6 separate regions of the Homo sapiens genome follow, and all the other regions are linked to region 1. Evidence: chromatin loops called from intact Hi-C (ENCODE). Cell type or tissue: HCT116. All regions are shown on one strand.

Region 1 (5,000 bases):
GAAAAGAAAATGATTTTGGGGCTGCTTTTCATTAAAAGGAAGACCTTACGGAGGATTCCCATGCCCTCACTATCTGCCTAAGTACTTTCTTCTTAGCTCTTATATCAAAAACACCACTCTCTTCCCTTTGTCTCTTCTGTTCCAGGGGTAGTAGCTCTCACTGCAGTTACTACCTCCATAATCTCAGAAAGTTCTGTTGGACAGCCATGACACAAGACCTTGGACCCAAGGTCAATCCAGGGCACTGGTTCCCAAACTTGTCTGTACATTACAATTACTTGAGGAGCTTTTCAAACTTCCAAACATCAGCCACAGCCTAGACCAGTTTATTCCCAACCTCTGGGGGTGGATACAGGCATTCCACTTTTTTCTTTTTCAAGCTCCCCATGTCATTCCAACTTGCAAACAAGGTTGAGAACCACTAACCTAGAGGTCAGGTTAAACAAAACGACAAGCTAACTAGCATTACATACTTTTCTTTAAGATTGCTATTAGAGAATAATCACTACTTTCTCGATCTCTCAAATTCCTACTGCTAATAAAAATGGGAACTACTTTTATCTTTTTAATGTTGATCTACCTATATTTCTGTCTTTGTATGAAGGCCTAGAATGAAAATGCATTCCTTGAATTTATTTGGAACATTAAAGAAAACTCTTCATCCTTCATAGAGAAAAAAGTACTAACAGGTATTTTGGTTTTCTGGTAGGCAGGTTGGTTTGTTTAGAATGGCTTATAAGTGGCATTTAAAGGTGCTGAAACAGCTGCAGTGCTCAAAAAAGTGTGAAATTCTTTTCTGCTCTTGTAAACAGTAGAGAAAATATCACCAGCATCTGAGGCTTTCCACTGAATGCCCCGCAATCAGCTAAAGGGAAGGCAGAGCAAACCATTGCAAAGTGGTCTGTGAGCAGACAGGAAGATGTGAGCAATATGGCAAAATGCTCACTTGAAAAGAGGATTAAAATAGAATGTAACTCTTTATTTGAATTACCTGGCAAAGGCTAATTTCTGTCCATAAAAAGGTTTGAATGTTTGGGAAACAAGAAATCAGAATTTAAAGTGCCTTGATTTGATTTTTGTGCTTTATGTTACTCAAAATGAAAGAAGAATAAATGCAACGGGAAGGAAGGGAGATAAAAGCAAAAGGGCAAACTGTAGCCTTCTTCCATGTAAATGAGTTATTTTTCTTAATGAGTACTGTTCCTGCAAGTAATTAGCTGAATATGGAATCTGAATGAATGAATAATGCTAAATAAAATAAAAATTGACCCCAGTCCGCAGCTGTTTATTGAAGTGAACCCAGTATGAACCTCTCTATGGCTGTGGCCTCACACGCGAAGTGAAATGAATCACCAGTTCAGCTCAGCTAATTCAAACCAAAAATGCAATGCTTGATTCAATTATCAGAATGTTTCAGGAGAAAATTATTTTTCTTGTGTTTTCCACTTCATTTGCATATATAGCTTAAAGATAATGTATTCACAGACACATCTCTTTATATATTTTCCATAATTTTCATACAATCAGAGTAAATATTTGAGGAAAAAATTACCCAGAGCTTATCTACATTTTATTATTTGTCATTTCTTTGCATTGAAAGGAAAATGCTGCCTATAGTTTGTTTTCAGTTCTCCTTATATTCATTCATAGACTCATTAATTCACTCATTCAAAATCATTTACTAAATTCTTACCACGTGGTAGGCATCTGGATTGCTTCCAAGTGCAACAAAATGAATAAAGTATAGATGTGGTGAAATAATTTATCGATATAATTAACTTGTATGCTAAAGGATTGTTCTATTTTTTTCCCTTTCCCACTTTGTAGGCAGTAGCCAGACTCAGAGTATTTCCTTGCCTGGAGGATTTTTATTGGCCAGAGGTAAAATAGTAGCTGCTTCCTTCTCAAATTAAAATGGCACCATTCTATGGGATGTAATCTATCAGATTACAGTATATATTGCATTTATCAATGAGGTCTAACCAGGAGACAGAAACAACATAGTAATTTGAACTGGGAAATTTTAATATAAGTTATAATGATAATTTTTTTTTTTTTTTGAGACAGGGTCTCACTCTGTCACCCAGGTTGGAGTGCAGTGGCACAATCATGGCTCACTGCAGGCTCAAGGTCCCACGGCATCCTCCCACATCAGCCTTCCAAGTAGCTGGGACCACAGCTGCACACCACCATGCCTGGCTAATTTTTGGTACTTTCTGTAGCAATGGGGTTTCATCACATTGCCCAGGCTGGTCTTGAACTCCTGGACTTAAGCAATCCACCTGTCTTGGCCTCCTAAAGTGCTGGGAGATTACAGGAATGAGCCACCACGCCTGGTCAAAAAATAATGATTAACTATAACTATGAAGTGACTATAAAGAGAGAAAAGACAACTCTCAAATAGAGGTCAGCAAATTTTTTTCTGTAAAGAGTCCGATAGTACGGAGCATACGCTTTCTGGACAATTGGGTCTCTGTTGCAACTATTTGTTTCTGCCATTACAGCATCGAAGCAGCCAGAGACAAATTATAAATCAGTGTGCATGCCTGTATTCCAGTAAGTCTTTATTTACAAAATCTAACAGATGGTATTGAGGACCCCTGTTCCAAAGAATTCCCTGGGACCCAAGAAAGGAATAACTTGGCAAGGGGGCCGTCTTCCTGAGGCTGGGATTTAAACCTATTCCAGAAGATGTGTTTGGAGCGTACTGGATGGTGGAGCCACTGGCTGCATTGCCTGGGCCAGACCTGGTTCATAGTCGATGTATAAACAAGAAGCACACTTCCTCAAGCAGGGGGAGCTTGGCGGGAGGGCACACTGAGGCAGTGGGGCTTTGGCAGGCAGTTTCCTGGCAGGCCTACAGGAGGCCTAGGCACCTGGCATCCACATCAGGGGGGCCACAGTGAGGTGATTACTGAGCTAAGATGGGGCCTTGAGTTTGCAGGAAGTCAGGCAGCACAGTCTGGGTGCATGGCTGGGACAGTGCAGTTTGGCAGCAACGCAGAAAGAGCAAGAAGCAAAAAACCTGCAACTTACTGGAACCGTGAAAGGAAACTCCTTCCTCCTGCCACGGCCCTCCAGCGCCCTCTACTGACAAACTTAGCATCATGCTTACTACAGAGGAAAGACTTCAAAGAGTCTTGTCTGTTATTTCAGAACAGGTAATATAAGGGTAGATTTGGAGCTGAAAGGCAATAAATTGATAACTGTCACCATGCATAAAAATTCTTAATAATACCAGAAAAATTCTTCCATAATAAAGCATGTATCTCAGGCCAAAATTCCAGGTGGACTTTCTAAAATTGTACACATTCTGTTCAACCCTCTCCTTTCTCCGCATAAGAAATGGTAACTTCATTTGTTTACTGTAACCAACCCCTTCTAGGTTGCATCAAACATCGAGAAGTTTTACCTTGTGCCAAGGTACTGGGGAGAGGATAAATCATCTGACCCTCCAGTTGTCTGTTCACACAGGTTTCACCGAAAATGTCCAGTGTATCAACCTGCACAGTCATTCAGCTTCAGTGGGACCTGTCACGATATTTGCCAAAGCTTATTTGTGTCCAAGATTAGTTCCCCATTTTGTTGTCATATTTTAAGGTTTCAAATCTATGCTTTGAAATAAATTCAAAGTTATATTTATGGTTGCATAAACAAATCTATTTTCATTTAGAAAATACATGTTTCAGTAGGCCATGGAACACTTTGGGGAAATGACAAAGCTAAATCCCATTTGGGAATTATTAGGGTACAGGATGACCTGCTTCCAGTTCCAAAGTATGATCTCTGAATGCCTTGTCTTGCCCCTCAGCTGCCCTACACACATACTAATAGAAGTACTGCCCCAACAGCCACAGCATCATGCACAACATTTTCTCTCCATTTAACCCCAAATTCACAGTACCTGGCTAGGAAAACTGAGCTCCCTCTAGGAATAAACCCATAGTGAGAGCCAGACCAAAATCCCTGGAAATAAAGATCCAAGTAACTTACACAGGGAATAAGAATAGCAATCACTACATGTCGGCATGTGTTTCTTTTTTAACGTACCAGGAACTTTCAAAAGACCTTACATACATTAACTCATTTAATCAGCATAACATTCCTGTTAGGAAGATAGGGCTGTTATCCCCATTTTACAGATGAGGTAACTGAGGCACAGAGAGTTTAGGTGACTTGCCTAAAGTAAGTAGCAGTGATATATGGAATTGAGGCATCTAAGCTTTAACAGTCTTCACAGATGACTCTGATATCCAAATAGGCTTGGAAGACACTTATAATGAAATATGTATATTTGCACTGTACATTTAATTTTATCAACATGACTTCATGTTAAGTTCTATCAATATGATAATTGATTGATTGATTTGGTTTTATAAAATTATAAACATGGAAAAAAAGTGCCCATTTCAAATTTTACAAAAATGTTATCTTTAATAACCTTTTTGCTTCCAGGTTAAAAATGGAAATAACTGTGATGGTTTTCTTCTTATGCTTGGTATCCCCTTCACTCTCCAGAGCTCTTTAGCTGGGTGTCCTATTACATGATTCTCCTAAGCGGAATATCCAGGAGGGGTTGGGACTGAAGTTGCTGACAACATTCTTGCAGCCAGTGTCCATCAATGGTAGGATTCCGGGAGCCTAAGATACTGTATCAAAGACATCTCTCTATCTGCATATATGTGTCTGTGTGTGTGCATTGTTTGTGCTGTTATAACAAAATACCTGATACTGGACAGTTAATAAGAACAGAAACGTATGCCTCACAGTACTGGGGATGGAAGTCTAAGAACAAGTTGCTAGCAGGTTTAGTGTCTATTGAGGCCTGCTTTCTGCTTCTAAGATGGCACCTTGAACGCTATGTTCCCACAGCTGAAGCTGGAAGGACAAAAAAGAACATAGCTCGTTCCCTCCAGCCCTTTTACAAGCTAGCTAATCCCATCCATGAAGGCTCCCCTCATGACCTCATCATTTCCTAAAAGCTCCACCTCTTCACACTA
Region 2 (5,000 bases), 290 kb before region 1:
CTCTGAGCTTGATTTTCCCCATTTACAGAGTGGGGATTTCAGATTATTTTAAGAATTTCTTGACATAATGTATATAAACGACCTGACATATAGCAAGCACTAAACAAATAAGCTCTTATCACTATTATGTTCCATTTCCACTTTAGTTTCTTCTAGTCACCCCAACCAACATACTCTTTTTCTGTTGTTAACTAAAGAATCCTACCACTCTTGTAAATCCTATCTCAAATTCAACATTTCTTTGGAAATTTTTTAAAATGTCTTAAAGTGGAAGTGATTTCTCTGCCTTCTGAAACCCTTGAATGCCTTCTATAGGTAAAAGTAAAATGGAAAGCAATTGTTATCTTGTTTTAAAATTCTATGTATGCAATTTTTATTTTTCATCACTATGTACTTGGTTGCTAAAACAATAACCCACATATAAGATTTGTTTAATAAATGTGTGTAAAAATTGATTATATGAATTGGAGTTGTCTTGTCATACACAACTAAATTAGTATTGAGAGAGCAGGAAAAAAAAATAGTTGGGCACAAAGCACCTGCCCAGGAGTTATCTCACAAGCCAGCTGCCAAAATGACCTGCTATAACTTTAAGAGTAGTTTTACCTAGTAGCTGCAGAAATGAACCACAGTAATTCTAAGACTAGTTTTACGTACCACTGTCACTTATCAGTCAGAGCTTGCCAGCTCCTGTAAACATTGATGGTGATGAGTTTTATTTCAAAACAATACATAACATTTTTCTTTCTAATAAAATGTCTAATTTTCTCTTTCTTCTTCATGCATACCAAAGACCACCCTGGTCAGTATGTATGCCCAAAATTGCAATTCTCTTTTTTATATATTGCCAGATAAAAAGTTTTGCTTAGAGATTCATTTGTCTATTTTTATTTTACTTAGACATCTGGGCTCAAACAATGGATATATGAATAAATATATAAATTCCCAGCCCCCAATTGGGTTAATATGACTTGTTCTTCAGTTGTGAAACACATCATTGTAAGTTTCACATATGAAAAATTATAATATGTAGCATATGTAGTTCATTTAGGTGAAAATAAAGAGTAAGCCTAAAAACGTTGGTGAATTAAACCAGAAATAAAAGAAGAGAATCATCTGATTTTGTCATATTAAAACATTGTTTAATCTTCAAAAACACTGGAACTTCTAAAAGTTTATGAAGAAAATATACACGACAAGTTTTGTTTTCTTAAATGTGAGGTATGTTTATGCTAACTTTATAAAGAGACATAAAAATTAGTTCCAGTTTCGGCAGTTTTCTCACAGTATATATAAGATTTATTTTAGACAGATATTTTCTCCAGAAAAAGAAAAAATGACTTGTTGATATAAAGCCATTTTGAAGGACTTGCCAATTTAAAGTGTTTCTCAATGATTTTTTGGGCAAATTGGCAACTTGAGCAATTACTTAGTGAATTTGATCCTGATATTTGGACTTACAGACATTTGTTTTTCAGAGCTCATGCTTGCTTCATTCAAATAATGATACAAGCAATTGTTTCTTTTTTTGAAGTAAATCCAAATTTTATGCAATAATTACATTTATTGAGCAATGAAATCTTGGTCAACTCAGTTGAACAAATATTTATTAAAAGAACTGATATGTGTAAAGAACAGTACAATTCACTATTGTAGGTTCTAGAATTAGAATATGATTTTATTGCATCATAAGGTACAACTATGATAATATTTTAAAATAACAAATATTAACAAGAATGAAAATAGATTTCTTTTACACTCAAGAATTTTTCCTGTTCAAGAGTACTTTCCAAAGTACACAAAAGCCTTCTTTATATTTATATTTAGAAACCACATAAAACATTTTTTAGCTAATGAGTTGATTGGCTTTTGTGGCCCCAGAAGGACACAATAAGCTCATCTATTTTTGACCTTAGTCTCAAGCATTAGTCTCAAGCATTAGTCTCAAGTGTTTCCAATTCATTTCCTGAAATGTATAAGAGCATAATCAAAAATTTATTAAAATGTCCTCTTTTTTCCCTTTTTCTCATTCCCAGGAGCACTGCTTTCACTTTAATGTCCCTGGTTTTCCATGAGAATTTATTCATCATTAGTTGGGGTAGATGAAGGACAGTCAGAGAAGAGGTCTTGAGGCTCCCTCACAGAGTTATGAAACATGAAGGATAAATGCCTGTTACCCTGACAGGGGAGGAGGAGAGTGAGGGTCTGTGGGAATCATTGGGAGAGAGCTTGATTTTGTGAGGAGAGCCTGAGAGATGATGTAACCAAATTGGCAAGAGAGAAAACTAACCTCATTAGTTTTATTTATCCTTATTTATGTTTAAAAGATTTTTTTCATAAAAATGTTTTCAAGCACACATTTAAAACATTGTGTCATTTCCATTTCCAAGGAAACTTCTGAGAAATTGTATTTTAATTATTGCACCAGTGTTTTGCATTCAGAGACCCACGATGATCAGTTCGGCATTTGGAATTAAGCAACACTGCCCTCTAGAGATCGTTGAGGTGCTGCCTCAAGAGATGTCCAACTGTCAGGAATGAACTGGGAGAAACAAATGCCCTTCCACATTGCTTAATGCACTTAGGCCCTAAAAGTAGTGTAAAAAAACAGGCTGTGGTCATAGCATTGCTTTCTGTCATGTACAGATCCATTGACTGAGATATGCAGTGAAAGGAATCCAAGCTGGCTGGGAAGAAAATCACTTGGCCCCCCGAGATAAATGTGGTCAAGGAATCCTGACTGACAACGTCAGCAAAAGCAGAAAGGTCAGTCAGCACTTTGGAAAGAAGGCCCGTGTACAAAGACTTCATAATGCTGCTGTGGGAATCTTTTCTAAAGCAACTAGATATATACAAAATAAAATGAATTTAAAGGAACTTCAGGGAGGAAGAGAGGGAGGGAGGGAAAGAGAGAGAAACAGCAGTGGAGTGTGATGGATCTAGAGGAGTTCAAATAATCTGTTGGGTATCATGAAGTTTGATGGTTCAGAAGACATGAAGAACACTTCACACAGAGACCCAGTCAGCTATTGTATATTGTGAACCATAGAATAATAACAATCAAAGGAGAAGTAAGACAATGAGAAAAATAGTCATCAGAACACCCCATCTCTAATGCCCCCATTATCACCAACTTAGGGACTCCCTAAGGACATACTCAAAGAGAAATTATTTGAATCAACTATTTTTTCAGATTTCGTTGCAGTTTCGGTAAAAACTTCCCTCATCAAATGAACTGAAAAATAATCCTTTCTCCAGCATTTTCAGGAAGAGTTTGTGAAGGTTTGATATATCTTCTGCAAATATCTGACAGAATTCACCAACAAAGGTATGTAGGCCTAGATTTTCTTTGTGGGGAGATTTTTAATTACTTATTTAATATCTTTTTTGTTATGGATCTACTCATTTTCACTTTCTTCTTGAGTCAGTTTTGATCATTGTGTTTTTCTAGGAATTTACTCATTTCATTGAAGTTGTCTACTAAAATAAAGTTGTTTATAGTATTTCCTTATAATTCTTTTCATTTCTGCAGGGTCAGTAGCGATGATCCCTCTTTCATTCCTGTTTTGTCAATTTTTGCCTTTTCTTTTTCCTTCTTTTTTCAATGCTTTTTCGGTAGAGGGCTTGTTGAGCTGCTTACTGCACAACTCCAGAAGTAGTATCATGTATTTGGTTTTTTTTTAGACAACATAATCCACTTTAGGTGGTTGAATAAAAAGAATCATTCCAATATACAATACAGAAGAGTCAAGGACCTAGCCCTGAATATTGTGCAACCAGAACCAGGGAAAATGAGCCAGGGAAAATGCCCTGCTATGCCACAGGATTCAGTCAGTAGAGAACGGATGCAAAAAATGCTGTTAAAGTAGCCCCAAGCAAACAAATGCCTCCTACTGTTCTATGTGCCGGAAGATACATTCTTCTAGTGTGTGGTGCCACCTCAAGTCACTCATTTCTGACTCACACCTACTTGGTAGAACTTATGTCACATATAGCAACCCAGTTGAAAAAGAGTCTGAGAAATTTTTATTTTCACTAGCATTATTATACAGAAAATAAAATTAGAGAAGGTTGAAGTAGGTGTTGAATGAGCCAATTTACGTTTTATACCACAATGACTTCGCATGATCTGACCACTTACCATTCCTCCAACCTTATCTCAATACACTCCTCAAATGACCATTCATTATGCTCTAATCATTCTGTCCTTTTTTTCTGTCTCAGGATAACCTTGGAAAACCTCAGAAAATTTGTATTTTCTGTTCTTTGTGGATTCACTGCTCTTATCTTAGGTTTTGTTAATGTCTGTGTATAAAATGTCATAATCGTAAATAAACCTTCCTTAATCATTCTTGGTAATCCACCTCTACTCCCTGAAACCTTCTTTCTGTTTACCAAATATTCCATGAGTACCTGTCCCTGGCAAAACCTAGATTTCATCCAGAACCTTAGCTGTAAAGAGGAATGTAGAAAAGAGTGATGAAAGATGTCAATTGCCATTGGCAATATGGAATTTAGGTGTTTCTTTAGCTGTGCTTAGTTTTTGCCTCCACTGGCAAAAATCTTCCCACACTTTGTGCATTATATCTAATGATGAAAACAAAAGCCATGGATGCAGAAATGTTCATTATTTTTTATGTTTCCAATTTAAACTTGATCCAGTGTTAAGTCATATACAGATATACATACATCACAAAATAATTTCCCTAACTGCTAATAATGGCAGACTTTTAAATGTAAAAATATGAAAGAAGTAATAGTTGTATATAAATCAGATAATAGTTTCCCATCATATGCTTCTTTTGAAGTCACAAAAAAACTTTTTCACCATAAATTTAGTCATTTTATTTGCATCTCAAAATAAATTTTAAAGTAATGATATGTTGAACAAAATTTATCTTTCGAGTTTTTGGAGGATGAGAGCTAGGTAAATTGCCAGAAGCTTATCTGTGTGCATTGTAAACAGGGTGTTAAGAAATTGTGGTTTCAACTAAAACTAG
Region 3 (5,000 bases), 260 kb before region 1:
AATGCAATATCTCCTAGAAGATTTCTATATGTCTTTAAGATGCTCCTTCAGCTTTTTTGACTTAAGTGAAACTGGTTCTATGCGCCATATCCCATTTTCTCTGGAGTCTTCTCAAATTGCGGATGTTCTCATTCCTTACTAATCTCGGGGATGAGTTGTGCAATCTTTGCCCCTCCTCCTATTGTCGATGCTTCTGCTGAATCATAATTTCTCTATCTTTTTAAGAAAATTAAGTCTTTTTGAGATTTATAGTACCCAGCTATAGTACTCTCTTTGCTTTCAACATTTACATTGATAAGTGTTACTATCTTCACCAATTTTTATGTGGTTCCCTTTCATTTGTTAGGGATTTCATGGCCTGGCTTACAGAATTCCTCTGAAATCCTCTGTATCTGACATCTAGCTATTGCCCTGGTGACTTAAGTGTCCCCATGAATGGCATGTCTGCTCCAGTGACCTCCCAGGTCTTCAAATTATTCACCTTGGATAATTTTCTCTTCCTCTAATTTAGCTACTCTCGCCATCATACTTTGGCTCTTGTCAACACATGCAACAACTATAAAACTGAAAATAAAATATAAGATACTACCTCCTCTCTTTTCAACTTGCTTATTCACATTTTGTTCTTCAAGAAATAGGGACCACCTGTTTTGGTGGTCCCTTCACTTCTTATCCTCTTTAGATTTTAAAGTTCATCATTTCAGCAACCTTTTGCAAAACTTAATCCTTTCTTCTTAATTTTTAATTGAACACATCTGCCCAAACCCTTACTCTAATGAACCTAACCATCTGTTTCCTCTAAGCTTGCACTGATTATCCTAAGAACCCTGAAAAATATCATATTAGACAATATATGAATTCCACTGTAAATTGAGAAGTAACAACTTCAAATGGGCCCTCATGATGGCCACATTTCTCTGATTCTCTAACTCTCTCTTACATTCTCTACTATTATCTCAAACCTTTTCTACTATTTTTTCAAACATTATAATAACCTTAACTTGCTTACTCTCATGACGTCATCTTGACTTCTATTTTAATGAAAAAAATAAAAAGTATCAGAATGGGGTGTTGAGAGCTTCCTTGCCCTCTCTGGGCAGGACTCTCCCAGAAGCTTGATGTACTCACCAACCTGGAAGCTCCTCAAATCCCCTAAGTAAGGTTCTTTTTTAATAAGTTGTTATTCTTTTAATGTAAAGATTGAGCAATTTAAGAAACAATGGGAATGGCACATTGAGAAAAAGTTTAAATAATAGAAAAATTTATTATTTATGACCTCCAAAGGTGAGAGGGAATAGAGCCCACAGCAGAGGTGGCAGAAGCCACCTTAGGGAGAAAACGAGATGTTAGTTCTCTAATGGATAGTATAAAATTAAAAAGGACATGTGAAGATGTGGGTAGGTTGAAATGTTTTAAGTAAAGAAAATGAGGAAGTTTCAATCTGATACTTTTTATTTTTTTCTTGAAAGTCCATATATATATATATATCCATATATATATATATCTCCAAATATATATATATCCATATATATACACACACACACACACAGACACAAGCATGTTACAAGCATACTGACACAACATAATTTTGGTTACTCTTCGGCAACTGCTTTCTTGCCTTTAACACTATGGTTCAGTCTTACTAGCATTTACCTCTGGAGTCTGTCATGTGAGCTCACCTAGGATGGGCAGCATGTAAAATATATATTTTGTGAGCTCACCTAGGATGGGCAGCATGTAAAACATATATTTTGTGAGCTCACCTAGGATGGGCAGCATGTAAAACATATATTTTAACACATATTTTACATATTATATATTTTTATTTTATTTCTCTCTACATAATAAATTCTACTTGACATCTTGCCTTAGGCATTTTAGTGGCTCTTCAAATTCAAATGTGAGAAATGGAGAGCCTTTGCATCTGCTGTTAATCTGCCTGTAATGTACATCTCTCCTCTTTATCTAGTTCATTCTTGCTTACCCTACAGATTTCAGTTTAAACAAAACTTTTTTCTCTTTGACTAGGTCAGTTTTTGTATTATGGGGTCTCATTATATCACTTAAATCTCTTTGTTCATCTCAGTTGCAAATTACATTTTTACATTTGTTACATTTGTGTGATTATTGTCTTTATCCCTCATTAAAGAACACATTCCAAGAAAAAAGAGACAGTATCTCACTGTGAAATTAACACCTAGAGCAATGTGCAGCATACAGTAGGTACACAATGAGCATTTGTTAAATGCATTTCAATGAGTATGTATCGGACTCTCTGACTTATAAACTTTATCTTAACACATTAGGACAGCACATTCTGCTTTTTCTTTGTGTCCCCTTTCACTCCATACCTTAGACAAGCCTGTTCCATCCTGACTCTATGGATGTCACAAGTATATCCACAGAACATAATTTTGGTCACTCTTTGGTAACTATCTTCTTGTCTTTACCACTATGGTTCAGTCTTCCTAGTATTTACCTTTGGAGGCTGCCATATGAGCTCACCTAGGATGGGGAACATGGAATACACAATATTTTAATAAATAATATCTTAATACACTGGCAAAGTCGTAGTAACATAATGAGAAAGTACTATGGTAAAAAGAGAGGGATAAGGAGGTTAGAGTCAGACAGAGGGAGGCTTGACAAGAAGAAACAGGAGAGAAAGCAGTGAGACCAAGAAAGAATAAGAAAGAGCAAGTGCCTATCTCATTCTATTATATTGTAGACTGGAATTGTCTATAACACAACCTTTTTTGTTTTTTACAATAAAAACTCTCCCTTTAGACATAGTATATTTCATGGCTCTACCCCAGTAGGTGGTGCTCTCACCACTGCTTCCCCTGCATAAACCTCCCCCGGAGAAGAGTTCGGCTTGGTTCACCCTGAGCCAGTCACTTTCTGGAAATACCCCATCATTCTTATTCAGGCATCTACACACTGACAAGCTCCAAATAGTCCTACCGCATAAATATGATTCCAATTTTACAAAAGAGAAAACCAAACCAGGAGTTATTATTTGGTTTACAATCAAAGTCACAGAGCTTATAATAGTGAAGAGTTTTCAATCCAGGCCTCCTGGTGAAAAATAGCCTGATTCTTAACTCTTCCCTAGTGATGCTATAGTTGATCACGTCTCAATAATGTATTAAGCAAATCACTGAAGTTAAAAAGGAAAAGGAGGCCGGACACAGTGGCTCACGCCTGTAATCCCAGTGGTTCAGGAGGCTGAGGTGGGTGGATCACGAGGTCAGGAGTTCAAGACCAGCCTGGCCAAGATAGTGAAACCCCACCTCTACTAAAAATACAAAAAATTTTTTACAGGTGGCACGCACCTGTAATCCCAGCTACTCTGGAGGCTGAGGCAGAGAATTGCTTAAACCTGGGGGGCAGAAGTTTCAGTGAGCCGAGATCACGCCACTGCACTCCAGCCTGTGCAACAGAGCAAGACTCTGTCTCAAAAAAAAAAAAAAAAAAAAGGAAAAGGAGAGTTAAATTTATTGAAGCATTTTCTAACAAACTAATGAAATGTGTTCACCCAGGTGAAGAGACCAAAGGCAGACCAGCTAATTCTGCAATCCCAGGGAGAACGCTAAAGTTATCTGGAGAGAAGGAACATGATTCCAGTAGGTTTAGTCCTTTGCAGAAAATTGAAAGATGTTCCTTCACCAAAGATATGACGACAGATGGCTAAATAGAAGTAGATGGCTAGTTCATAAATAAGAGAGCTAAAAGAGATTTTCTTAAATATAAATTCAAGGTATTTTGTTTATAGTAATATTTGTTTATAGTGAAAAATACTTCTTGACAAGCAAATGATGTATTGTGGGGAAGGAAGGACTATGCATTTTCTTTCATTACAAGTGCCAGAAATATGGGAGTAAATGACCAAGATATTTAATTTTACAAATTATATTAATCTTTGTATTACATGAAGCCATCGCTTAATAAACATCCTAGTATACTAAAGAGAAGACATTTCCTTCAAACACTGGAAAAATGTACTAATATATAAACATGGCTCAAATGCTTTCTAAATTTATGAGACTAAGGCCTTGTATAAGTTTAATAAGAAAAAATTACTAAACATTGATAAAAAATTTTAGAGTCACAGCTTATAGCAATATTTAAATCAATAAAACACCCATGTACAAATGTACCCCATTAAGTAAACTTTACATATTTCATCATTATTTAATCAACTCAGGTTTCCCCAAAGTTGTGAGAATAAACTAAAGACACTCATCTTGATACTTTTTCTTATTTTCCTAAGTTGTGTCTTACAGGATATCTTGAAACACAGTGATGGATGCCTAACAACACACATCCCCCGCCACACACACACACACACGTGCCTGCATGTGGCCAGTAGGATTCCAAGGTGAAACAAGTATGAAAAATACTATCTCTGTTATCCCCTTTTTGATATGTACAATAAACGTTATCAATTTAAAAGCTTGGAGAAGTCCTGCAGTAGAAGTTCTGTAGTATAACTTTGTTTAGGCTTTGTTTACAAAATTACTTTGAACACAGACCCTTTTCCATGAGTATGCAATTACATTTTGTATACTATTATTGCTTTTGGAAGACATTTGGTGAAACAAAAATCTATTTGTAAACTCCAGAAGTTTAGGCTTCAACAAATATGGTTAAAAAAATTCTTATGAATGTATTTTTTCGGAAATCTAAAATTTTGTTGGGAGAAAAATTATAATTGGATTTTATAGCATAGGCTCCCTGAGAATATGCAAGTTTTCTTTCTAAAGTAGTTGACCAACTTCTGAAGAAACTGTGTTTAGCAATAAGTAAGTACACACATATCAGTAACTGCACAGAAAAAAATTTCATCCGATCCTAATGGTGACTCAAATTTTTATTTGCTGACTCAATTAGTAATTCCCATAGTTACTTAAGTACAAAGTTTTCATCTGTCTTTATTCAAAGACATTGTCTCTACTTTTCATCAATTGTCTATCTATGTGTGAAATTGGTAATTAAAA
Region 4 (5,000 bases), 51 kb before region 1:
AAATGTAATTCTGTTTTCTACCTAAAAGCTAAGAATTTATTTTTCTTTTTTTCCTTGCACATAAGTGCATCTTCCTTTTAAATGCCTCATATATAACAGGGTCACTCTACTTATGAGCCAATAATGTGGAGATTATTAGTCCATATTCCCCAGGTGTTATCTAGGGCAGTGATGCTGTAAAATGGAGATGGGAGCCATACATTGACCCTGTTAAAGATAATAATTCAATGATTTACAAGATACGTCACAATGAAATCAACTGAATTCATTGTCTCACTAAACAATGCAAACAGGGTTAAAATATTATCCTCCAGTGATTTGAGCTTGCATTGTCCCCATTACAGCTGCATTATTGGGGCTTCAAAAGTCATATGCAGGTATACGTAATTGATATTATTAAAACAGAATATCAAACCCTTAGTTTTTACATTACTTGTACAATAGAATCAGAAATCAATTGAGTGCATTTCATTTATTTGCAGAAAATTTACATGCAGTATTTTTTTTCTTCTATTTCCAACTTATCCAAATTGACTTTCATGACTTCTTCCCAGTAAATCTAACATCCACTTTAGTTGTAAATGCAGTCTGCTTATCCACCCTTAATTCACCACCCCAGCCTCCACGCTAATCTCTCCTCACACCAAGATCCCTGCCCAGAAAGTTCATTAAGTGGCCTGGGAAAAAAAGTTTATTACTGAAAACGATAAGGGAGAACTTCCTTTCTCATACCCTGGAAATGTGCAAAATAAAGGATGATGATGAAGCAGCAGCAATGCTTTCAAAATGCAGATGAAGGGTCACTTCTATTCAGTTTGTCCTGATTAATAGATGCATGAATCATGATTCATTTTATTCGTGACTGTTAAAAGTATATTTTAGATCATAGTACTATTTTGTTTAAAATTCTTCAAGAGCTTTTCACTGCAACCAAAAGAAAATACAAACTACTAGGCTGACTTCCCTGATTTTATCTCTCTCTTATTCTTATCCCTTTCACTAATCTCTAGCCACTTTGGACTTTGTACCTTAAACATGTCAAGTTTTTTCTCTGTTGGGCTTTTATACTTATTGCTTTATTTGCTTCACACACTCCTCCCCAAGATTTTTACCCTCTATCATTTTCTTATCAATCAACTGATAACTCAGAGAGCATTTGCTAATAAATCTACCTACAAAGCAGCCCTCTTGTCTCTATAATATTATCATTTTATCTGTATCATTGCACAGCACCTAAAACTGTTCTTTTTACTTGGTTACATGCTTATTTTCTCTTTTTCCTGGCTAGAGCATAAACTGTTTAGAATAGGGACTCTGCTCCAGTCATGCCAATGATTAGTAGGTGTTCTATATATATTTGCTTACTAATTGTTGATTTACCCCTCAATACTACAACTACTCTCATGCTTTCCTCCCCAGTTATTTTCTTGATTGTACTGAAAATCATCCAGTAAGTGGCCACACTGAGATAAAAATCCAGACGGAATCTAGAGTACTGACTCTTAAAGATAACATTATGGCACATTTTTAAGAGTAATACAAGGGAAATGGAGTGAATATTGCAGTATTTATGTCTATCAGCACTGTCCCTCTGAATTTTCTGCAATGATGGAAATGTTCTATAAATCCAGCTGTCCAATACAGTATCCATTAACATATGTGGCTACTGAGCACTTGAAATGTGGCTAGTCAAACAGATAAAATGGGGTTCTTTGGGTGTAGACCCCCATAGACGTAAATATTAGGGCATCTGAAGGCAAAGGGGCTAATTATTTCTTAAGGCTAACTAGTACTCTACAGAATAAATAATAATAGAGACATAAGAAATATAATATAGCAAGTTAGAGAACCAACCATTTAGACTTTAAATGCTAACTTTAGGTTGATAAAAATCATTGGTTCTATTTGAACCACGAGAGCACCTTTCTCCTTTTCAAATTTGACTGCTTTTAATTACTAGAATCTAGGTTATAAAAGTTGTTAGTATTTCTATAACCTGAGTTTTTGTATCACAAAATAGTATTAAATTGTCAAGATCATTATTCTATTTTTATACAGACAACATAAGAGAATACTTAATTATTCCCTATTACTGGAAAAAAGGTAAATTAATTTTTAATGTATTAAAATAAGAACAGGAAGAAGGAATTTTATTTCTAAATAATTAGATGGACATTGTTAAATAATTTTTATTCAGTATTTGCTGATAATAAAATCATTTAAGGAAATATGTTCAATACTTATCTGTAAAAATTGGACATTCTTTTGAATATTTTCTTCTGCAATTATTTTGAATCAACCTTTAATGAGAGAGTATATTTTAATGCTAATATCTTCTTCGTATCACACATCCAGTAGGTGGCAGTCTTTCTTTTGAATTAAGAACCCAATAGAATAAAAGTAAGGATGGACGGATAGATGAGCTAAACAAACCCCATCATTCTAAAATGTACTGTGCATTTTCAGCTAAATGGTGAAATGAATATCTGGTCTTCCAATCCAGTAGATTTTGCAAGACTTGAAGCTGAAGTAATGCCTTGTTGTTGACAATAATATAGGTCACCGGGACACCTGGGAAAAGGGAATAACTAGGTTGTCTGGTCTGACTGGAAATTATTGCAGAGCTCTGTCGTGTTTTCAGTGCCTCAGGCCATAGGACAAATTTGTAGCTGATCTGGGAGTAAGTTCAAGAGTCAAGATGATGCCAAAATATAATTTTTTTCATCAAATCTCTCCTGAAGCTGTAAGAAAATAACAGTGATTTAAGCTTTTCATCTCTTTTCATTATCCATTTTTAATGTCATGGAGACATGACAATACAGCAAAATAAAAATGTATAAAGAGATAAAAAATAGCAAACAGTGAGTGCCACATACTGCCTTTTGAAGAGTTTAAAGCACATTTATGGATATCATCTCACACTGAGAGATGATATTTAATTTTTCAAAGCCTTACTGAGTAACTTTAACAATATTTGAAATATATACAATTGGTTACTTTTTTCTGTCTGAAAGAAATCAACATTCTACTCATTTTTTCTTTCTTACTGTTCCTACTTCAAACTTGGTTGGGTTGTAGTTTATCTTTCAGAAGGGGAGGTGCATAAGTATTTCCACCTTTATAAGGGTTGGTTTTTTGTTCCTAACACCCCAGATTTCATGTTTGTTTCATTTTGTCTATCTCATTTCTAAAACATTCTTTCTGGAGTAAGATAAGATAAAAATCAATAATTCAACCATTGTGGTTAGATGGCCTACCAGCCTTCAATTCCCAACACATTGATCACACAAATCCCTTTCTTCATGTACTTAGTTTTTTTTATTATTATTGTTCACTAGACCATAACACTGAGGTCCCTCTGGTGAGAGATATGTTTTACTCATTGTTATTCTACCCACAAGGTCCAGCATAAGACTTCTATATGGTAGGCATTCATGCAACATTTATTTAATGATTGAGCAAATTAATGAATATTAAATCAAATTTTACTTTCCTTTGGGTTTATGCCATGTAAAGTTTCTAAATTTTTTCCCATAATATGTAGGAACTCATTTCCGTACTTCAACAGCTAACATTCCTAATACTGAATATTTCTGTTAATGTTAACTCCAAATTTTTTCTGATAACAGTAATGCCCTAAGCTCTTAACTTTTTCTATAGACACCCCTTTAACTGATTAAAAAAAAAAAACTTCATGAAGCAAGTAAATACATGTTTCATGTCAATTTTACTACATCTTAAGCCACTCTTTGCTCACAAACTGGTTCCACATGGTTGCCGGGAGAAGAAAAGAGAGCAGATAAGGTAGTCAAGGATTAAATATCCCAATAGCCAAGTACCACAGGGCATGCTACAATGTCAGAGGGGCCCAAATTCTGTGGTAAGTCAGGAGTTCAGATATACATTTCTGGAAATACAAAAAGGAATTTTTAAAGCTACTTCCCAAATGTTCAAATAAAATTAATAAATTATTACTATAAACCCAAGAACCACTTACTCTTCAGACTATATTTCATTTCTCACCAAGTTTTCTCTGTTAAATATGATTACCTTGTCCAGTTTAACCTCAAAAACTACCTTTCTAGATTTTAGTATTAATCATTATTACATTAAAAATCTTTCATTATTGCCATCTCTGTTCGATCTTCACATAGTTAAGTTCATGCCTGTTCAGCCTCTGTAAACAGAAAACTATGGTCTCCTATGAGTATCACTCTAGCTTCCAGTGTACAGAAAGGAATTCATCCTTGTAGTAAAACTTCTAGTTCAGTTTGTTTTAATACATAAACGACTCATTATTTAATATTCTCTCCTTTGTTACATACTTCTAGTCTTGACTCCTTCATTTGGACCCTGTGTTAGTTCTGAAAAACAACCTTTCTGCTATTTGTTTCTTCATCTTGATCTGTCTCCAAATTACTAACCTCTTGACATCAATTTTGCTATAAAGAAGTCAATAACATTTGAAGGGAATAGCTTAAGCATATTACGACACACATATTGAGTATCTGGGAAATATTATAAGATTTAGCTGTAACACATTCATGGAACATCTACTATTAATATTATTAATATTATTCAGATCAATGGCTTTGATTGCCATTTGTATGGAGATGATTAGTGTAAATCTCTCTTCTGGATTCCAGTCTTCACGTACCAAAGTTTCTGAGATAGTTATACAATTAGTTCCAATTGTATTCATCTTTTTTTGGTTGTGGGCTACACAGAGTTGAAACAGTTAAGTTTTAGATTTGTTAACATAAATGTCTTAAGCAATGGCAAATATGTGAACATGAAAATAATTTTTCTGGGCCAGGCGTGGTGGCTCACGCCTGTAATCCCAGCACTTTGGGAGGCCGAGGCGGGTGGATCTTGAGGTCAGGAGATCGAGACCATCCTGGCTAACACGGTAAAACCCCATCTCTACTAAAAATACAAAAAATTAGCCGTGCGTGGTGGCAGGTGCCTGTAGTCCCAGCTGCTCAGGAGGCTGAGGCAGG
Region 5 (5,000 bases), 720 kb before region 1:
AGAGGCACTGCATTAAAAAAGATAAACAGATGGAAAATAAGGATATAAAAGAATACTCAACATCATTTTCCATTAGGGAATTGCAAATTAAAATAATAATGACATGCCAGTACACGCCTATTAGAATGGCTAAATTCCAAAAAACTGACGATACAACATACTGGCCAAGATATCGAGTGACAGAAATTGTCATTTATTGCTGGTGGGAAAGAAAAATCATACTGCTACTTTGGAAGACATTTTGACAATCTCTTTCAAAGTTAAACAAATCTTACTATATATCCAGTAATTTTTTCCTAGACATTTATGCAACTGATTTAAAACCTAAGTCTACAGAAAAACATGGACATGAATGATTTTAAGTTTTTTTTTCATAATCACCAAAATCTAGAAGCACTCAAAATGGCCTGCAATAGGAGAACGGATAAACTATGGTACAGCCATGTATTGGAATATTATTTGACAATAAAAATAAATTAGCTATGAAGCCACAAAAATACATAAATGAACCTTAAATATGTATTGTTAACTGGAAAAAAAAGCCCATCTGAAAGGACTACATACTGCATGATTCCATTTATATGACACTCTGGTAAAGGCAAAACTATAGAGACTGTCATAATATCAGTGATTTCCTGGGGCTGGAGGAGAAAAGGGTAGGGCTAAAGAAAGGACAGGTGATCTCCTATAGTGGAAAAATTATTTTGTATTATATTGTAATTGTAAATATATAACTATGCATTTGTCAAAACTCATAGAGATTTCCAGGACAAAGAATGAATGTTAATATATGCAAATTTAAAAAATCATTTAGCAGGTAAGAGGATCTCAGGATAGAATGCAGAATGTGACAAAATAATCTAATTGTGCTACAAAGATATTAACTCAATTGAATGGAAGAAAGGTTTTGGAAATGAGTGGACTGTAAGACTCAAGGCAAAAGGAGCTATACTTCAGTGCTACACTTGAGTTAATAATTTTTTTTCCCATAATGGCACAGATGAACAATTTTGAAATCACTCTGCATGTATACTGAAAAGTAAGTAAACAGATAACACGTGATTGAAACCAAGTTCTCATTGCTGGAATGGGAATTTTCAGACATGCAAGGAGAGGAGACTAGTATGGTTCATGTGGTAATGGATTAAAGTTTGAAATATCACTATGATCTCATTCTTAGCAATATAGATACAAATGGTTACATATAGAAATATGTATAGATAAGATGTACATGGGTTACATGTGCTGGTTAATTTTATGTGTCAGCTTGACTGGACTAAGGAATGTCCAGAGAGCAGGTAAAATGTTATTTCTGAGTGTGTCTGTGAGTGTTTCTAGAAGAGATTACCATTTGAATCATAGACTGAGTACAGAACGTCACCCTCACTATTGTAGGTGAACATCATCCAGTTGGGTGAGGACCTGAATAGACAAAAAAGCCAGGGGAAGGGTTTTTTGAGCTGAGACTTTCATCTTCTTCTGCACTCTGACATTGTTGTTGCTGGTTCTTGAGCTTTCAGATTTTGATCAGATTTTACACCTGTGGGCCCCAGTTCTCAGGTCTTTGGGCTGAATCACACTACCCACTTTCCTTGTTCTCCAGTTTAGAGATGGCAGACTGTGGCACATCTTAGCCTCTATAACTATGTGAACCAATTTCTATAATAAATCTCCTTGTATATACATGTGTATATGTATGTATGTGTATGTATCCTGTTGGTTCTGAAGAACCCTGACTAATACAGTATACATAAATATATTTCATACTCTGTTAGCTAAGAGGGCCTAGAAGCATCAATACCCTAGTAGCAACAACTGCCTAGGTTTTGGTGTCTAATTCCATTCTCCAATAAAAGGAACAAGGAGCTTGGATCATCTTGTGCAGACAATAAGCTCGAACAGAACAAAGCAAAATGAAACAAAACCCCACAATGTTGGGGATTTTCCAAAAGGACATAGGAACCAACTGAAAGAGCTCTAGTGGCCAAAATGAGAACATTTTGAGCAATGAAGTATTATTGGATTACAACCCAAAGTATAAAATAAACATCCTTGAGTTGTCACTGACATAAATAAATGTGAGGAGAAATAAATAAATGAGAGAATAAAGATATTTCTGATACAAAAGAATTTTAAACAATTTATGTAGATGTAACACCCTCAAGGATGAATCATAGCTTTTTATTCCACAAGGGGGAGCTGTGCCTAGTAACTTCCTTCAAAGGGTACAGTATAAAAAGAGGGAAAAGGAAAAGAGAAATTTTACAGTGGAGAAAACCAACAAATGCTACCTCAGTCAGGAGATCAAGATTAATAACAGTGATTCATCATGTTGGTAGTATATACCCTTGATATGATATGGTGAAGATGGCACTCTGTCAGCCTCCTCCCCAAAACCCATAACCCTGGTTTAATCATAAGAAAAACTTCAGAGCAATTCCAATAGAAGGGCATTCTACAAGATACCTAACCAATATTCCTCAAAATTGTTAAGGTCATCAAAAACAAGGCAAGTATGAGAAATCGTCATAGCCAAGAGAAGCCAAAGGAAACAGGATAACTCAATATAATGTGGTATCTTTCATGGGATGCTGGATAAGGAAAATGACATTAGTAAAAACTAAGGGAATCTAAATAAAATGTATGCTTCAGTTAATCCTAATATATTAATATTGCCTCATAAATTGTAACAAACACACCAAACTAATGTAAGATATTGATAGGGAAAACTGTGTGGGGTTGTATGGAGTATAGGTATATGGGAACTCCCTGAACTATCTTCTCAATGTTTCTGTAAATCTAAAACTATTTTTAAAAGTAAAGTTTATTAAAATTTTTAAAAACATAGTGTGAAATCTTATTTGTATAAGGACATGTTAATTATGGAATGAAATAGCATGCATAATATTGGTTTGGCTCTGTGTCCCCACCCAAGTCTCATCCGGAATTGCAATCCCCAGATGGTGGGGGTGGGGGGACCTGGTGGGAGGTGATTGGATCACAGGGGCAGTATCCTCCATGCTGTTCTCATGACAGTGAGTGAGCCCTCACAAGGTCTGATAGTTTAACAGTGTGTGGCAGTTCCTTCCTTGCTCTGCCATGATAAGATGTGCTTGCTTCACCTTTGCCTTCCACCATGGTTTAAGTTTCCTGAGGCCTCCCAACCATGCTGCTGTACAGCCTGCAGAAGTGTGAGTCAATTAAACCTCTTTTCTTCATAAATTACTCAGTCTCAGGTAGTTATTTATAGCAGTGTGAGAACAGACTAAAAACAATGCATAAATTTAAAAAATAAAGCAAGGGAAAGACACCTGAGACTACAGGTGGGCATTGGGAGTTGTAATCCAAATGGTGTAATCTGAGCAGGCCTCTTTGAAAAGCTGACATTTGAATTGTGGCTTAAAGGAGGTAAGGAGGTGAAGACAGGAGACACAGTAGATATCTGGTGGAAGTATGTTTCTAGGAGAGAGAAATATGGGTGGGAATGCCTAGAAATGGGTGGTGTTTGGCATCCTCAGAGAGAAGTGAGAAGGTTATAGAGGGAACAAGGTAGCAGGACATGAGGTCACTCAAAACGATTGATTGTGGATGCACAGATCTTGGAAGACCTCTTATTTTTACTCTGAAAAAAAAAAATAGGACCCTTTGATTTGGCTCATTTTATTTATTTTTTGAGACAAAGTCTTGCTCTGTCACCCAGGCTGGAGTGCAGTGGTACAATCTTGACTCACTGCAGCCTGGAACTCCCACGCTCAAGTGATCCTCCCACTTCAGCCTTCTGAGTTGCTGGGACTATAAGTGTGTGTCACATGCCTGCTTTTAAAAAATTTTTTATAGAGATAGTGTCTCCCTATATTGCCTACGTTGGTCTTAAACTTCTGGGCTCAAGTTTTCTTTATGCCTTGGCCTCCCAAAGTGCTGGGATTTCAGGCATGAGCCACTATGCCTGACTTATTTTATTTTAACAAGGGGGATATTTAGGAAACATCATGAAAAAATCATGTAAGAGAGGGTGAGAAAGAGAGAAAGACTATGTTCATATTGAGAGATATGTGTCTCTAAAGAGCTATGGCACTGTGATCTTTATCCACATGAAATATAGACAAATTAAATTCAAGTAACTAATGTGAGTCATCTAACTTCAGTGGGGAGGCAGGCAATCCCTTTAACCTTACTGATAGTAACAATGTCTTCTAGCGAATGAAGAAGAGGTTTCTCTGTAGAATCTCTAGGAGTCAGCAGTGATGCCCACCTTAGGCTTAGCAACCACAGAGTATCCCACTGGCACTCAGCCTCCAGTAGCTGTTTTAGAGTCCTCCATTGCCACGGGGATAAATCAAACTTCCCTCTCCAGTGGAAAGGCTAGGGACCAAAACTAGACTTGTGGAATGAGGTTGCCCTTAGGATGCTTTCAATTATCTTGAGGAAAGGCATCCTTTGAAGGAAAGAAAGGTATTCTCACTAGAGGAGAGAGGAGAATTTGGTAAAATAGCTTCAAATTTAAAATAAGTACAATGTTATTTTTATCACAAACTAATGACCCAGGTTATATAATTGTATTTCGGCGTAAGCTTCCCAAGCATATATGGTCTTCGCATCTTACAAAATACTCTCATTATCTATGTTGGAGGATAAGGTGTTTTTGTTTGTTTGTTTGTTTGTTTGTTTTGACGGAGTCTTACTCTGTCACCAGGCTGGAGTGCAGTAGTGTGATCTCGGCTCACTGCAACCTCTGCCTCCCGGGTTCAAGTGATTCTCCTGCCTCAGCCTCCTGAGTAACTAGGACTACAGGCACTCACCACCATGCCCAGCTATTTTTTGTGTTTTTAGTAGAGATGGGGTTTCACTATGTTGGCCAGGATGGTCTCAATCTCTTGACCTTGTGATCCGCCTGCCTTGGCCTCCCATCGTGCTGGTGTGAGCCACCGTGCCCGGCCAGGATAAAGTTTAAAGGACAGTAGAAATGGTAAATACAATGAAGGGCTCCTAATCAAAGTGCT
Region 6 (5,000 bases), 690 kb before region 1:
GGCTTTTTAACTAGAACATGTGTATGTGTTAGAGTTGGAGTTATTATGTACACGTGCATGTTTAGAGGATGGTGAATATCTCTTTCTTCTATGGATATAGAGTTGCAGGAATATAGGCCCAGAATATATTTACCTGTCACACAGACAGAAAGAATAAGCCTGCATACAGAGAAAAGCAGAGATAACAGACAGCAGACTATCCTGAGAGTGCCAAGTTTCAATATTCCAGAGATGCCCTGAGGCTTAAAATTCTTCCTTCAATTCTGTGAAGTACGCTAATATCTTGTATATATACGTGTGTGTGTGTGTGTGTGTGTGTGTGTGTATGTGTTTGTGTATTTGCTTAAGATGGATTGAACTGAGTCCCAACCATTTACAATTGTAATGGTCAATACAATTGCTAAGAATCCCAGCTTATTATAATACAGTTATGTGTCACTTAGCAATGGAAATATGTTCTGAGAAATGTGTCATTAGGCAACTTCGTCACTGTATGAACATCATAGAGTGTACTTACACATACCTTGATAGTATAACCTACTACACATCTAGGCTATACGGATAGCCTATTGCTCCTAGGCTACAAAATTGTACAGAATGTTACTGTATTGAACACTGTAGGCAATTATAGCACAATGGCTTTTGTGTATCTAAACATATCTAAACATAGAAAAGGTACAGTAAAAATATGGCATGAAAGATTTTAAAAAGTGGTATTCCTATATAGACCAGTTCCATTATAATCTTATAGGACCACCATCATATATGCAATCCGTTGTTAACCAAAATGTCATCATGTGGTGCATGACTGTGTGTGTGTCAGTGTGAGGATGACTGCATCTATTATGCTTTTATTAGTGATATATTTGGACTTCTTTTTTCTCATATTAGTTTTTTAAAAAGTATTCTTTAGCTAATATGTTATATAAAAAACCTGTGAGATAATAGAACTTTGGAGAAATATGTGTGATTACACTGTTTTCCTAATATAAATATACAACTTGACATATATTTTTCTTAAAATAGTATTCAAATGATTAGTATCATATAATCAAGTTTTCAATTTAATTTTCATTTGCTAGAACTTCAAGCTAATATTATATCAAATTAACAACACCAAGCTTAAGATTGGCTTTTTAATTTTAACATAAAAGTTATGTAAACAAAATTTATAAGGAAAATTCTGTGAAGTGGAAAATGGGAAAAACTGCTTTAAATAGATTTTCTTATAATTAACTTGAAAAGTAAAATATAATAACAAAAGTTTAACTTGGTGATAGTGAATATAATTATGCTTTATATTTATTTAGTTGTTCTTTATATTTATTCTTTAAAATAGGAAATGATTATATTCATCTCAACTTAGGGTAATGAGCAAACATAATTTTAATATAGTGCCTTTCACATAGAAGTCAAGAAGCTTGATATGATGATAATGACAATTATATTTTTAATTTGAATCTATGAGACATAAGTTATCTCAATTAAAGCAAATTGGAAATGAAGAAATATAATCAATAGAAACGTAGTAACTTAATGTCATTTTTTTTTTCAATATATAGCAGCCATTTTGCCTCTCAACCTAGCAGCTCTTCCTCTCTGGCATAAAATCTCAAATTTCCTTCAGGAAAATATCCTCCATCCACACTCAGATCACAAGGTTCAGGAGGGTCTTTGTCACAGGCTAAATCTCTGCATTTGAGATTTAACCTGGCCAAGGAAAGCCCGGAACTTCCTTAGACACAGGGATTGGTTGAATGATGAGTATTTGGCCAACTATATTGAAGCAGAATTCTGGGGCTTGTGAGGAGCCACTAGGACAAAATGCTCTCTGTTTTGCTAGACTTGAAGCTATGATCATATATGTAAGCCTGGAACAATTGACAAACATTTTGAAACTATAAGAAGTCTTAGAATGTAACCTGTATAGAGGAAATTGATACTGAGCAATGGAAATAGACTCAGTCCTAAAGACTTAAGTTGAGATCCTTGAATCAAGTGGCACGTCAAGTCACTTCTGAGGAAGAAATTTCTTTTACTTATCTAACTTGGGTGCATTTTTTGTCAGAAATGGAAGAGTGTGTACTTATAAACTACACCTGGAGTTGATTTTTTAATGTTTTATAGATGTTTATCTAATTCATATTACTAGTTAAATGAAGCATAATCCTATATAATTTTACTGTCAATATTCCACACTGTAACCTAAGTTGAGACTTCAGTAAATTCTCAAAGATAATCAGTATGGATGCACAGTCATCTAGTGCATGCTCAGCACTTTATTGATAATTTTTTTAAGGATGAAAGCATGATGCTTGCTGTTAAGAAAGTTATAGTATATTTTTGAAGGAAATAAAGATACATTAAGCAAGAGCTGCTCCCTGTGTCTTATAATTAAGTGCTCTGATTACGCACTTCCCCACTGGGTCTCTGCACCTTACCATAAAAATTACACGTCTCATCCACTAGAGGGCCGAATACAAGCAACTCTTTGGTCAGAGTAGCATAGTAAATTTAGAATTTAGTGATTAGACAAAGGACAAAATCTAGGGAGATTATTAGCAAGAAGAGGAAGATTATTTGCTAACAGAGGATGAAAATACTTGAGCTTGATTTCTATGTTAATGGATGATAAGATAGGAATTTGCAGGAGGAGCAGGGGACATTTCATGAGGAGCAAACAGCAAATAGTCCCTAGGCATTTTGCACATAGCCATTCTACACTTTATAAAGAAGAAATTTTGTTTTCTGATGTGTTTACGTAATTTTCCCTATTTCAAATACAAATGTAGATTATCTTTCTGAGCCTATGATGATTTTATTCAAAATTTAGAATGTGTGCAATTAGATTTATTAGAAGAATTAAGTGTCAAGCTTCCATCTTAAATCTTATTGCAAAAAACAATAACTCAAAATCATGGACCAAATCTTAGTAAGTAGGAGTTCATCAGGTCAAGAAATGGGAAAGAGCATTATAGGCTTATGAAACAGCATGAGGCAAAAAAAGGGCAGACTTATGAAAATAAGGAGACACATATGTCTATATTTTAGAAATTATAAAAGGATTTATTAAGAAATAGGTCTGGAAAGCTAAGTAGTGATACCTAATGAGGAATTTTCATACCATGCTCTTGATATTGATCTTTTTACTTTACAAAACAAAAAATTCATTGAATATTTGGAACAGTGGTGGTAATTTGATAAGAATCTAGGTAGAACATGAAGGTTAAATAGTCATGAGGAAAATTTGAGTGAAAGATTAGATATGGCATATTTATGGGATATAAAGAACTAGGGGATTAGATATAAAAAAATAGACTGTAGACCTATGTGAATTAGAACAGGGACTACAGGTGGGGTGTGGCAATGTACATGGAGATGGTAGAGCCCTGTTGATTGATTTGTGACATTTGTATTGTTTTTGTTTTCTAGCTTTATGAAAAATAATTGTAACCAATGCTACTTTCTCTTAGTGTACAAGTCAAAGTCCTTTATCTGATCAGTAAGTTTCTAAAATTGGTCCCTATTTCCCTCTAAGATCTCATCTGCTGCTTTCTCCCTTTCTATCTCTGAACACTGCTGAACACTTTGCCCTTTCTTGAACATGCCAGATATACTCCTAACTTAGAGCTTTTGCACTTAGTGTTTTCTTTGCTCAGGATGTTCCTTCTTCAGAAATCTTCATGGCTTGTTTCTTCACCTCCTTTATCTTTATATGCAAATATCACCTAATTTGCATTTTCCATTCTATCTAAAATTGTAACCTCTTTATCCCCCTTCCCTGCACTGTTACTTTCTTAGCACTTATTATCTAACATATTTAATGATTTATTTTTTTGTTTATTGTTTTCTCCACTAGAAAATTATGTGTTCTAAACGTTTTACTATTTTGTTTACTGCTGTAAACTTAGCATTTAGAACATCTCTACAATTATAAGTACTCAAATATATTTGTCAAATGCATAAAGTAATATGTTTTACGGTTTATGTAGCTGTTTATGTGCTTTTAATATTTTTATTCATTTGTCATATATACCACCCTACTACTACCACTTGTGAATTTGGCCAAATTGGTGTGCAGAAAACCTCTGAACACAAGATGCAACTCCCCCATGCCCAGCAGGCCCTGTCCCTAAAAACACCTGCACAAACATACAAACACACTTTCTTTCTCCCTTTCTGTCTAGGAGAAAATATATGAGAAAAATATTTTCTATTTTGACTTAATAGCCTTGTGGATGAAAGCTATATTACATAATGTTTTTTTACCTAATTTTATCTATTAGGTGAAATTCATTTGTGTATATTAAGCTAATATTTGTAGCTTATTATGTCAAGTTCCACACCATGACAGGCACCTAATATTTATCTGACCTTCTCTCTATTTTTCTTTTTGTTTTTTGTTTTTCAGTTTTTTGTTGTTGTTGTTTGTTTTTTTGAGACAGAGTTTCACTCTTGTCATCCAGGCTGGAGGGCAATGGCACAATCTCAGCTCACTGCAATCTCCGCCTCCTGAGTTCAAGTGATTCTCCTGCCTCAGCCTCCCAAGTGGCTGGGATTACAGGCACCCACAACCACATCTGGCTAATTTTTATATTTTTAGTAGGGACAGGGTTTCACCATGTTGGTCATGCTGGTCTCGAACTCTGGACCTCAAGTGATTTGCCCGCCTTGGCCTCCCAAAGTGCTGGGATTACAGGCATGAGCCATCACGCCCAGCCTATCTGACCTTCTCTTATTGTTACTAACTTGTTAGAAATAGATGAAAGGCCCTTGAGCTCAGGCAAGACAGAGTCTACTGAAGCTTCAGGGAAGAATCACCACTGGACGGTTAAGGAGTGGTCACATGGTCACCCAGTCAGTTCTGGCTAGTGAGATGGCAGTGGGGGGCTCCTCAAAATGGACTTCAGAAAAGGCCCCTTATTTAATGAGTGAAGGGTCACGTTCAATTGGCACAGCACTTTGCCCCTCTGCACTGCATCGTTTGCACTTTCCCAAAC

The links. Peaks named below come from ENCODE experiments on the same cell type or tissue, not always from the same donor. Only the 100,000 strongest peaks of a DNase experiment are listed, where the experiment ranks them.
Region 2: it touches region 1 in a loop (8-fold over the local background); 2 of 110 quality-filtered maps call a loop at or near these places.
Region 3: it touches region 1 in a loop (2.5-fold over the local background); 8 of 110 quality-filtered maps call a loop at or near these places.
Region 4: a loop joins it to region 1, with 2.5 times the contacts of the local background. A loop is called at or near these places in 62 of 110 quality-filtered maps.
Region 5: a loop joins it to region 1, with 4 times the contacts of the local background. A loop is called at or near these places in 2 of 110 quality-filtered maps.
Region 6: a loop joins it to region 1, with 4 times the contacts of the local background. A loop is called at or near these places in 2 of 110 quality-filtered maps.

The regions. Positions count from the first base shown.
Region 1 is chr12:59,112,021-59,117,020 of GRCh38, reverse strand. LRIG3-DT (LRIG3 divergent transcript) reads right to left here. Exons shown (of 6, transcript NR_183518.1): 4 at 3,413-3,531. Among named protein-coding and RNA genes, the nearest start is that of LRIG3-DT, 190 kb to the right of the region's middle. RefSeq lists an enhancer at 2,749-3,008. In HCT116, a CTCF peak has its summit at 3,065 (motif pointing left); a DNase peak (open chromatin) is centred at 3,060; H3K27ac peaks cover 418 bases.
Region 2 is chr12:59,400,957-59,405,956 of GRCh38, reverse strand. No RefSeq gene overlaps it. Among named protein-coding and RNA genes, the nearest start is that of LINC02448, 120 kb to the left of the region's middle. In HCT116, a CTCF peak has its summit at 2,495 (motif pointing left); a DNase peak (open chromatin) is centred at 2,486; H3K4me3 peaks cover 392 bases.
Region 3 is chr12:59,370,992-59,375,991 of GRCh38, reverse strand. No RefSeq gene overlaps it. Among named protein-coding and RNA genes, the nearest start is that of LINC02448, 150 kb to the left of the region's middle. In HCT116, a CTCF peak has its summit at 2,813 (motif pointing right); a DNase peak (open chromatin) is centred at 2,841.
Region 4 is chr12:59,162,673-59,167,672 of GRCh38, reverse strand. No RefSeq gene overlaps it. Among named protein-coding and RNA genes, the nearest start is that of LRIG3-DT, 240 kb to the right of the region's middle. In HCT116, a CTCF peak has its summit at 2,374 (motif pointing right); a DNase peak (open chromatin) is centred at 2,342.
Region 5 is chr12:59,832,355-59,837,354 of GRCh38, reverse strand. No RefSeq gene overlaps it. Among named protein-coding and RNA genes, the nearest start is that of SLC16A7, 240 kb to the right of the region's middle. In HCT116, CTCF peaks have their summits at 1,932 and 2,152 (motif pointing right); a DNase peak (open chromatin) is centred at 2,194.
Region 6 is chr12:59,805,983-59,810,982 of GRCh38, reverse strand. No RefSeq gene overlaps it. Among named protein-coding and RNA genes, the nearest start is that of SLC16A7, 210 kb to the right of the region's middle. In HCT116, a CTCF peak has its summit at 2,474 (motif pointing right); a DNase peak (open chromatin) is centred at 2,462.